Linked DNA regions of Homo sapiens: region 2 is linked to region 1. The links are chromatin loops, found by intact Hi-C in ENCODE. Cell type or tissue: sigmoid colon. All regions are shown on one strand. Each heading gives the region's core, and the rest is flanking DNA. Links, peaks and the distances in the headings are about the cores only.

Region 1 (5,386 bases), core at 101-5,100:
CAGATATGTGGACGTTTGCACTGATTGGGGGTAATTTTTCTATTTTATGCACTTTTAATGCATTTTCTATTAATCAACAAACAGAGAACACAACCCCAAATAACTGAGCAATGACCACGGCTAAAAAGCTGGAATGTGAATTCAGCTTTCCGGGATTCCCAAGCTTCTTACTGCCCACAAAGCAGGACACAGACATGCAGAGATATGTGCTCAAAAACTGTCTTAAAGCCGTATACAAAGACAGCATCACTTTGAATTATGCTACAAAACAGTGCCTGAAAGTTGTGTATGAAGTAAATTTCCATTACAAGAATCACAAATTGATATTTTATTTTGAAGCTATTTACAGAGATGTGTTACACAAGTCCTAAAAATGTGTCTCCCTGACCATGCCACATGCATGGGCAGAGGAACACAGGCACACACATGTACATATACACAAGCCCCTTCACCTGGCTGACTTTTTCATCACTCCTCATCACTTCATCAGGCAAGTCTTCCCAAACCCTCCAGACTCAGCTCAATCCCCCTCATCTTCTCATTGTCTCTGTAGCTCTTACCATAGTTGCCAACTGATTCATTATTTGTTAGCAGAATAGGATAGTGTTTAAGTGTCAGATTCTCAAGCCAATCTTCCTAGGTTCAAATATCAGTTCTGTCACCTACTGGTTGTGGGATCTTGAGCAAGCTCCTTAACCTTGCTTTGCCTCAGTTTCCTCAACTGCAAACTAGAGATCAGAGTTCCATCTTCTGGGATTATTGAGTGGAACATGTGAGATAACGCATGTAAAATATTTGGGAAAGTGTCCAGTACATAGTAAGTTCTATACAGGTATTTGCTATTATTATTTATCAGCTGTGAGCATCACTCATTATGCTGTAAGGTGCACAAAGGCTGGAATTGTTTCTGTATTTCCCACTCCTCATATCTGCTTTCAAATAGTTTTTGGAGGAAGAAAGTTGTGAAATCCCAAAGTTTCCTCTGCCATCACTAAATCTCTTCATCTCATTCACAGCTCTGCCACATTCTCTACGGTCACCACCATTGGAGTTGCTGTCACCACAGCTACCACAGCCCCTTTACTGACACATCCAAATACCTTAAGTTCAAAAGGCTGTGGCATCAGATTCAGAAAGAAGAGTGCTAATTCTAAAAGATAGCCATTCGAGCAGCAGCAATGTAACAGATGTTTTGTTGATTTAGCAATTATTTCAAAGGTAACAAAAACTCTGGCTAACAATAGAGGAGGAAGGAGCTTACGCTCCAGAAGAAACACACCAACAACTACAAATTCACAGCCACTATCCACCAAGGGGGTACAAAATAATAGTAAGAATAACAATAACAAAAACAACAATGAAAGCACTAAGATGCTTTCAAGGGAGGCACCATAGCAGAGTCGTCATGAGCACAAGACCTGGATCCTGCCAATCTGGGTCTCAAGCCCATCTCTGTTACTTACTAGCTGTGAAACGCTGAGCTGTTTCTTAATTTTTACGTGATTTAGCTTCCTCTCTGAAAAATGAAGATAAAAATAGTATCAGCACCACTACAGTATTACTATAAGGACTAAAGAATTACCTTTTGTAGAGAACTTGGAACAGTGACTGGCACATAAAAAGTATTCAATTAATGTTGGTTATTTTTGTTAATTGAAAGAGTTTTCACAGACATATCTCAAAGGACCAGCACTGAGAGTTTTCCACACATATATTATGCAGACACACACACACCCAAGACCTTTTTCCCGACACCTCACATTAACACTACACTTTGATACAGTGTGTACTCTCTCAGGCCCTTTCCTTGGGCTCTTACACAAAGCCAAGAGTTCTGCCTGTTGCTCTTTTCCCTGATGTGACTATTACCTGTGTTAAGACAGGTATCTTAACATGCATAGATCTTAAATCAATCTATGCATGGCTACCATTATTTCACTGCAGAACACGGACTAATAGTCCCAGCTTTACTTCTCAATCGAGGCTTTCTGTAAGAAGAAGAGCTTCCTATCCAGGTTTTCTTATGAACACACAAAGACCAATCTTTTATCCATGGCCTAACCCAGTGTTTACCAAACTTGAATACATCTGAAGACTTGCAAAGCTCTATCAATTTCTGTCTGAGAGACATATTCCAACCCTTAAATTTATGAAAGACTCAACAAGCTGAAAAAGCAAGCAATACAATTTCAGAGAAGTAGTTTATCCAAGGATACATGGACAGTAAAAAGTAGAACTATGCCTTAAAACCCTTCTTTTGACTTTAGTACAATGTTTTCTTTTAAATTTTATTTATTCAAGAAGTTTGGAATTTAGAAATCATGGAGATGATTGGGCAAACCTAATACTAAAGGAAAAGTCAGATAATCCATAATATCATTGCTTTTTATCCCATTAAAAAAGCTGAGAATACTAATAAAGCTAACTTAACTAAAATCTGTATAGTTATGATCCCGTTCTATAAAAGAAGAGACCAGTGAATTTTTTCATCCCTGGTGGTGCAGCAGGAAACAGAATCTACCACAGAAAAGAAAATGAGGAACTACATGAATCTTAGACAACTATTAAGACCTGTGTGTGAACTAGCTTGACATGCTGGAGTCCCAAGGAACCCATCCACACCATCAAGCTGTACTCACCTGCCAGCACTTTACCACAGGTCTTCACCAGGCACAGAGGAGGACTATACTGAAGACTGAGGGAAAGTCAAGAAATCTGAGAGAGAGAGATCCTTGAGGCATGTGAACCTTCCCTAAGTGCAAGGCAGCATCCCAGTGAAGACTGGAGTCAGGGCAGAAGAGTTAAAAGAAATCTGTCTGAGAAAGTCTAGGCCTTCACTAGGTCAAAACAGTTGCAACGGAGGCCAGAAATAAGGCAGAAGAACTGAGAACAGTTGCTCAGAGTGTTGCAAACTTTCATTAAGTACAAGGCACTGGATGCCAAAGGCTTGAAGCAGCAGAGCAAAAAGAAGAGAGACCTCCTGAGATTAATAAAGTCAGAAACAGGAAAGGAAAAAGAACTCCCTAGCAACCAAAACAGTCTGGGAGCACACAGAGATCTCTGAAATCTTGCCAGTGCTCAGATCACAAGCCCTAGTGATAGAAAAGACCTTATTCTGTTTTCAAAACATTTGAAGTCAGTGGTAAACTAATCCAACTAAAGCTGAAATAATCCCACATACCTCAAATATACAACAGATTTCCTCAACTTTCCCAAGAAAAGGTCTAACAAAAAAAGTATGCACTTTTTTAGGGTAAATAAATATTAATTTTCTCAATCTCTACTATTTTTCTCACAATATCCAACATAGAGTAAAAAATTTTGAGACCCACAAAGAGAAAAAATGTGAGCAATAATCAAATGAGAAAACAGTCAACAGGCTGAGACTCTAGAAAGCACAGACGTTAGATTTATCAGGGAGTAACTTCAGCATAACTATGATAAATATGTCAAATAATTCAGTGGAAAAGGTAGAGAGCATGCATGAATATATAGAGAATTTCAGCAGAGTAATGAAAAGTATGAAAAGAAACCAAACTGCAATGTCAAAATTTGTTTTTAAAATACACTGTCATCAAAAGAGAATACATATTAGGAGTCTAACAGGCCATAAAACACAACAGTAGCCTATTAGCAGCAGCAAAAAGCAGAAGTAAACCTGAGGACAGGTCAATTATCCAAAAATAAATAAATAAATAAAAGGGGGAATGAGTGAAAAACTTGAGTCTATGATCTCTAGGACAATATTAAGTAGCCTAGTAAATATGTAATTGCATCTGTGAGAGATAGAAAATGAGTCAGAAGAAATCCTTGAAAACATAATGGCCAAGAATTTCTCAAAATTGATTAAAAATATCAAACCTCAGCATCAGGAATCATAGTAACCCCAAAAGAGGATAAACACAAAAACAGAACTAGGCACACCATACTCACTCTGTTGATAGCCAAAGATGATACAAAAATCTTAAAAGCAGTCAGAGAAAAAAGAAACATTACACGGAAGAAAAAAATGATAAAAATTATGTCTAATTTCTCTTCAGAAACAATTACTCCAAAACAATGGAATGACATCTTTAAAGAGCTGAAAGTGAAACATGTTAGTCTGGAATTCTGTATAGGATTCTAAATAGATTCTACATAAAATTGTAGCATAGTCCTATATCCTACAAAAATGAAAAATAAAGACATTTTCATACCCTTCTCCCCAAATCAGATTTTTTTTCCAGGAGACCTACACAAGAAATGCTAAAAGAAATTCTTCAGGGCCGGGCGCGGTGGCTCACGCCTGTAATCCCAGCACTTTGGGAGGCTGAGGCAGGCGGATCACAAGGTCAGGATTTCGAGACCATCCTGGCTAACATGGTGAAACCCCATCTCTACTAAAAATACAAAAAATTAGCCAGGCCTGGTGGCAGGCGCCTGTAGTCCCAGCTACTCGGGAGGCTGAGGCAGGAGAATGGCATGAACCCAGGAGGTGGAGTGTGCAGTGAGCCTAGATAATGCCACTGCACTCCAGCCTGGGTGACAGAACGAGACTCCGTCTCAAAAAAAAAAAAAAAAGAAAAAAGAAATTATTCAACATGTACATAATAGGCACATAAAATAGGCACAACAAACCATTTGGCAAAATCCAACATCCATTCCTCATAAAACGACTCAGTGAAAAAGAAACTGAAGAGAATTTTCTCAACCAAAAAAAAGCACCTATGAAAATGTATTATACTGAAAGATAAAAGACCAGAACAAGACAAGAATTTTTACTCTCAACACTTCTATTCAACTTTGTCCTGGAAGTTTCAGCTAGTACAATAAAAAAAGAAAAGAAAAATAAATAAGCACAGAAATCAGAAAAGAAGAAATAAAACTGTCTTTATTCACAGACAATATGATCATTTGTATAGAAATGTGATGGAATCGAGAATCAAAGCTACTTGTACTAATAAGTAAGCTTAGCAAGATTTCGGGATACAAGATTGGCATATAAAATCAACTGAATTTCTATATACTAGCAACAAGTTATTGGAAATTGAATGTTTTAAATGTCGCTAATGATAACATAAAAATATATAAAATAGGGATAATGTACATAAAAGATGTGGAAAACCTATAAACAGAAATCTTAAAACATTGTTGAGAAAAAATAAAGAAAAAACAAAATAAATAGATATATTAATTAGCCAGTAATATATAAAATATTACTCAATATTTTAAAGATGTCATTTCTTCCCAAATTATTCTACAGATTCCAGCAAATTCCAATCAAAATCCCAGGAGGACTTTTGTAGAAATTGACAAAACACATATGAAAATGCAAAGAACCTAAAATAGTCAACAGCAACTATTTTTTAGCTCAGTGGCAAGAAACAATAGCAACTTTAAAAAAGAA
Region 2 (5,386 bases), core at 297-5,296, 61 kb before region 1:
TAACACTATAGTATAAAACAGACTGAAACTTTATATTCATATCACAGATGAATTCTAAATATAAGTCGAATTTATAATCTACAGTCCTGTATAGTTTATGTAATGGCTATACAGGGAGAGCCACCGTGCAAACAAGAATGTAGGCAAAATGAATTCTTTCATAATCAAATTCTCCAGTTATGTTTGGACTTGTCTCTTGAAAATTATTTTCATTTGTTTTTATTTTTAGAAACCTAAAGTATATTAAAGGCCAGCATTATAGTGTAATGATTCTAGGTGTTACATTGGATCATAACATAAAGCTATCTCCCATCAGGGCACAGTGGCTCACAGCTTTAATCCTAGCACTTTGGGAGGTTGAGGCTGGAGGATCACTTGAGGTCAGGAGTTCAAGACCAACCTAGACAATATAGCAAGACATCATCTGTAAAAAAAAAAAAATAATAAAAAAATAATTATCTGGATGTGGTGGCATGCCCCTGTAATCCCATCTACTCAAGAGGGTCAAGGTTGCAGGGAGCCATGATCATGCCACTGCACTCCAGCCTGGGCGACAGAGAAGACCCTGTCTCTAAATAAATAAATAAAGCTATCTACTTTATTGCACAATAGTCAATACTAAACTCTTCTTCCCATTAAAAATTATTCTAATTTATTTTTGTCACATGTTTGTTTTAGGCAAAAATTTTCTAAATTTTGTATTCTTAGTTATTTGTGAAATATTCATCTTCTTTCTTGAAAAATCCACATATATTTTTCACTTAGTAAAAGAATAATAGAATCGCAGAAATGAAAAAAGTCTCAGAAATGAACAAAAGGCAATTAAATGATTTACTCAAAGGTACACCACTAGTGAGGCTAGTAAGTGCCAGAATCTAAGATTTTTGCTGCATAATTTGGGGCGTGTTTAACTACATTATTACTGTTTCCATCATTGGCTATTGTAGTCAAGGACTTCAAAGCATGTTTGGAAGAAAACAATTACCGAATACAAGTTCCTTTGGGCAAAAGAAAAAACTAAATTCTTGCCTTATGCAATACTTCATTTTGACCATCTTCAAATAAATCATGTTGAGAAAACAAATGTCAAGCATAGCTTAACAATAAGACCTGCCAAGACTTCATATATCAATGTGCAAAAAGGCATGGGAATACTACCAACAAGTTATTGATGACAAAATGTTATATTGGGGAATGCAGGGCAACTTTTACGTTTTACCTTGAATATTTTGCATGGTTTGAATTTTTATAGCAACCATCTTACTGCTGTAACTGTGTTAACTTTGAAACTCAAACACTATAGAAGATTCATTGTTTCACAACATTTTAAAATTGGTTTGGATCCAGCAATTTCTAAAACCTGGCTAATTTACTTTTGCATAGTGAAAAAGAGCAATTAGCAAAGAATACTTTCCTCCACAGCCATAGTCTGTTCATTTCTGGGACAGTGTTTGTGGCTCTGAATCAAAAAACATCAGAATAAACCTAATGATATTTCAGAAGTTTCAGGGATGAACACCTAAGAAATGAGAGGCATAGTTATATTTCATTCTGTAACTACGGAGCAGACGGGATGTATCACTCAAATTTATAAAATCACGAAGGGTATAAATAGATGACCACTGATTCAGTCACCATACCTTGAAAACCTAGGACTGAATCTCACCAAAAGCAAAAGGAGGAAGCTTTTAAATTAAATAAGATACTCCTCAACATAGCTAGCAGCGGTATAATTTATCCTACTGAGGATCTTTTGGAAGAAACTATGAGAACTCAGAATCTAAACATAAGAAACAGTTGAGACCAATTTACAGATATATCTGTAACAGGATATAAGAATAGCTAAATACAAATTAAATGGAACCTCAGAGTTCAAAACAATCTTTGCCATGTCTTTTTCAGTAACTAAGCACTTTTTAAAATGGGAAAAAATGCCAAAGTAGAGGAATAATAATTATAACATATTTATAAAATGCACACATTTAACAAATTAGCACGTTTAGCAGAATAACATACAACATAATATGACTGGGCTAGTCACAAGAAAGTAACAGAATTTTAAAACACAGTATAGTTTTGAGATCTGATAGATAAGAGACTGAGGTTTTATGGTGAACACCCTTCACTGTTGCCAGCATGGGACCTAAATACATAGGTCCCCCAAATTGGGACCATTTATGTACTGGAGATCTGAGCCCAGAGTGCCCCCATCCCACCACAGTGATAGCTTTTGGGTTATATTTACTTTCTGAAGGTTACTACGAGACTACAACAAAATTCTGTTGGTATCCCTGCCAGACAGAGAATATCGCATTAGATTAACCAAGGATCAGAGGTATTTTCGTATTTATTGTCTTAGGTAGACAGAGTTAATATGCCCTGGTAGCAACAAAATTTCTTGAGGACCTCAATGAAATGTTAGAAATGCAATCTCTTTTTCTTTTTTTCTTTTTTTTTTTTTAATGGAGACAGGACTCTCTCTCTGTCTCCCAGGCTGGAGCAGAGTAGCACGATCATAGCTCACTGTAATCTCAAGTTCCTAGACTCAAGCAATTCTCCTGCCTCAGCCTCCTAAGTAGCTAGGACTACAGGCATGCACCACCATGCCCAGCCAATTTTTCTCTTTTTTGTAGAGATAGGGTCTTCTTATGTTGCCCAGGCTGGTCCCAAACTCTTTGTGTCACATGACCCTCCCACCTCTGCCTCTCCATCCCTGACCCAATCTCCATTCATAAACCTACTTTCTCTGCTCTAGAAATAGAGTAATATTCAAATACTCGGAATAAGCATTCTGACATTATGGTATCAGGGTCACATAATCTCAGATGCCATGTGCATTGGCAAGCAAAGATGAAACAGATTCAATAAATGTTCAGTGACGATGAATGACTGAATATCTGGATAAACAGAAGAAAGAAGAAAAGGAAGGAGAGAAAGGAAGGAAAGAAGGGAGGCAGGGAGAGGGGTGGTTATTAAGAGAGAGGGTGGAAGTGGGGAGAGAGAGAAAGAAACAAGGAGAGAAGGAAAGAGAGCAAACAGCTGTCCATTTGGGTAGTATAAGGAATCAAACTGGATAATTCATGCCTAAACTCATGGGGACAAGTGTTGAAAAGCCTATACTGGAGAGAAGCAGTGATTTGGTAGAAACATGACTGATTTAATGTCAAAAGATTTGCCCCTAACTAGCATTGTGACCTAAGACAAGTAACAGCCTTAACCTCAGTTTCGTTTTAAAATAAAGGCATTAGGTAAGATTGTCTTTATATTTCCTTCAAGATCTATTATAGTGTGATTCCATTTCTCTTTTTGCTGTGTAGCAATTGTAATCAAATCAACGGACAGAAAAGAACCTCAGCAGATTATCAAATTAATGAGGATAAAATGAAATTGAAGATTTAAAAGCTCCTTAAAAAGTATTATATGTTCTATAAGCATTAGGTATTATTATCTCCATTATTAATACAAAGTGTCTGATGTATAAATTCTAAAATAGAAAGCACTTTAGATAAAAATTTTCCAAATGCCTAAAAGCAAGGCCATGTATCAATTTAAGCAAGTGTCAAATTTGAAATACATTTATACTTAATCTTTTTCAAATCTTTATTTAGGGTGACTTTGAAGTTCCATAATAAATAAGTCATTTATGTTTACTCTTTCTACTTGATTGTAAGGATCTTAAGAGTAGGGATCATGACATTCATCTATGTGTATATATAACCAACAGTATGAGATGACATACAAATGAAAATTAGTTATAAACTGCAAAGAGCTCTACTGACTCTATATTCCTTATAAACTATAAGCAGCAATATACACTGACCTCTAAACTGCAAAGTACAGAAAGAGAAGGAATAGGTTCTCAATATATGTTGGTTAAATTTAAATTACTGGAACCAAAGGAACTCGGTTCAGAAAGTTATGTAAAATAAAGGTGTAATCTATATAACAATGAGTCTACTAAAGAATTCTTCTCACAAGTTCATTCCAAAAAGTATTAACTTGCCAAAGATATCTAGAGTGCATAACAGTCTTGTATCTCTGATGCTAATAATAACCATAAAGTGAAGAATCCGGCAAGAAAAAAATGTTCATGAAAATAGAAAAAAAAAAAGTGAAAAACTACATTGTGTAAGATGGCTAAACAACAGCTGTTCTCTAGTTTATCAATGCTTCATCTGTGTTTCTGTAAAATGCCTGAAAGTAAAACAACTGGAATTCATTTATGAGCCCCACTTTCCATAATCTCATATTTTGTCATTATGTCAGTATTACAGTGATATAAATCTGAATTATTTGGCTCACTGTCAACATAAAATTCAAACAGGAAAAAAATGCAACAGAATGAAAAGTTTCAAAAAGTAAAATAAAACTTCTTTTCTGCGTACAAAAGCTCAGTGTCCAATCCACCCCTTGCAACAATCTCTGATTATACAATTTGATGAAATTTATGTGGACTTTGTTTATGGTACCAGTCTCCCCAGCAACATTTTAATTACTACAATTTTGAATTCCTCCCTACAATATTTGTGTAAAATTCTTATGATTTCTTTAATTGACAGCCGTCATTGGCTTGTTTTTTCAAACCTATCACTTTGAATTCCTAGTCTTGCTATTACTGCTAAAGTATCTTCTAGAAAGAAAAGGGGGAAAAAGTAGCTGACTCTAAAATATTAATATAAACTGTTCAGCGATAGAATTCAACACACTGAACATTTTTACTAGTAATTCTAATATTTTCCTATTTGCTTTATTGGGCATATTTGTGTGCTCAAAGAAATTTGCTAACAAAATGTCTGTTATAGTTAGACACAGTAAGTTAGCCTATAATTTGGAGGTACAGGACCCTACCAGGCTTAATTGGAAATGCCTGCCTTTGATCTGTTTCCTAGATGAGAGAAAGCAACCTGCATTACGGGAGAAGTTCAAAATGTCAACTGGTAGAATGCACATAATACCTGTGTAATGGCAATCAATTCATCATCAACCACTTTTTCATGATGACTTCGTCAACTGTTTATTGATTAGTTTCTCATGCACAAACACTGCAGACAGATACCAAATCATAACAAATGCCAGCTATTAAAGGGTAGGAGGGACAATGCAAACAATGCTTTCAAATAATAAAGGAATGTAAAAAAAATTAAAAATTTAAAAATCTAAACCTTTTTCTCATGATGAAGACTTTTAGATTCCACACCTCAAAAATCCCATTTTAAAAATTTATAACAAAATTGCTGCAGTAATTTATTAATACTAATATTATCCTTCTGATGGATCTTGTATTAATGCTGTTAATCTTTATCTACATCATTTAAATATTCATCACCATATTTATAGAATATTCCGCTGAAAGAAACTCAAAATAAATGGAAATGGTACTTCCAAA

Evidence for each region. A loop is a pair of places that touch in the nucleus more often than their neighbours do. Peaks named below come from ENCODE experiments on the same cell type or tissue, not always from the same donor. Only the 100,000 strongest peaks of a DNase experiment are listed, where the experiment ranks them.
Region 2: it touches region 1 in a loop (3-fold over the local background); 2 of 110 quality-filtered maps call a loop at or near these places.

What each region holds. Positions count from the first base shown.
Region 1 is chr4:78,969,130-78,974,515 of GRCh38, reverse strand. LINC01088 (long intergenic non-protein coding RNA 1088) reads right to left here and starts at 2,768. Exons shown (of 6, transcript NR_038342.1): 1 at 2,640-2,768; 2 at 1,464-1,516. In sigmoid colon, for the core only: no CTCF peak of the experiment used is centred there; a DNase peak (open chromatin) is centred at 2,925.
Region 2 is chr4:79,029,956-79,035,341 of GRCh38, reverse strand. The region is part of intron 2 of LINC01088 (long intergenic non-protein coding RNA 1088); the gene reads right to left. Among named protein-coding and RNA genes, the nearest start is that of LINC01088, 61 kb to the right of the region's middle. In sigmoid colon, for the core only: no CTCF peak of the experiment used is centred there; no DNase peak of the experiment used is centred there.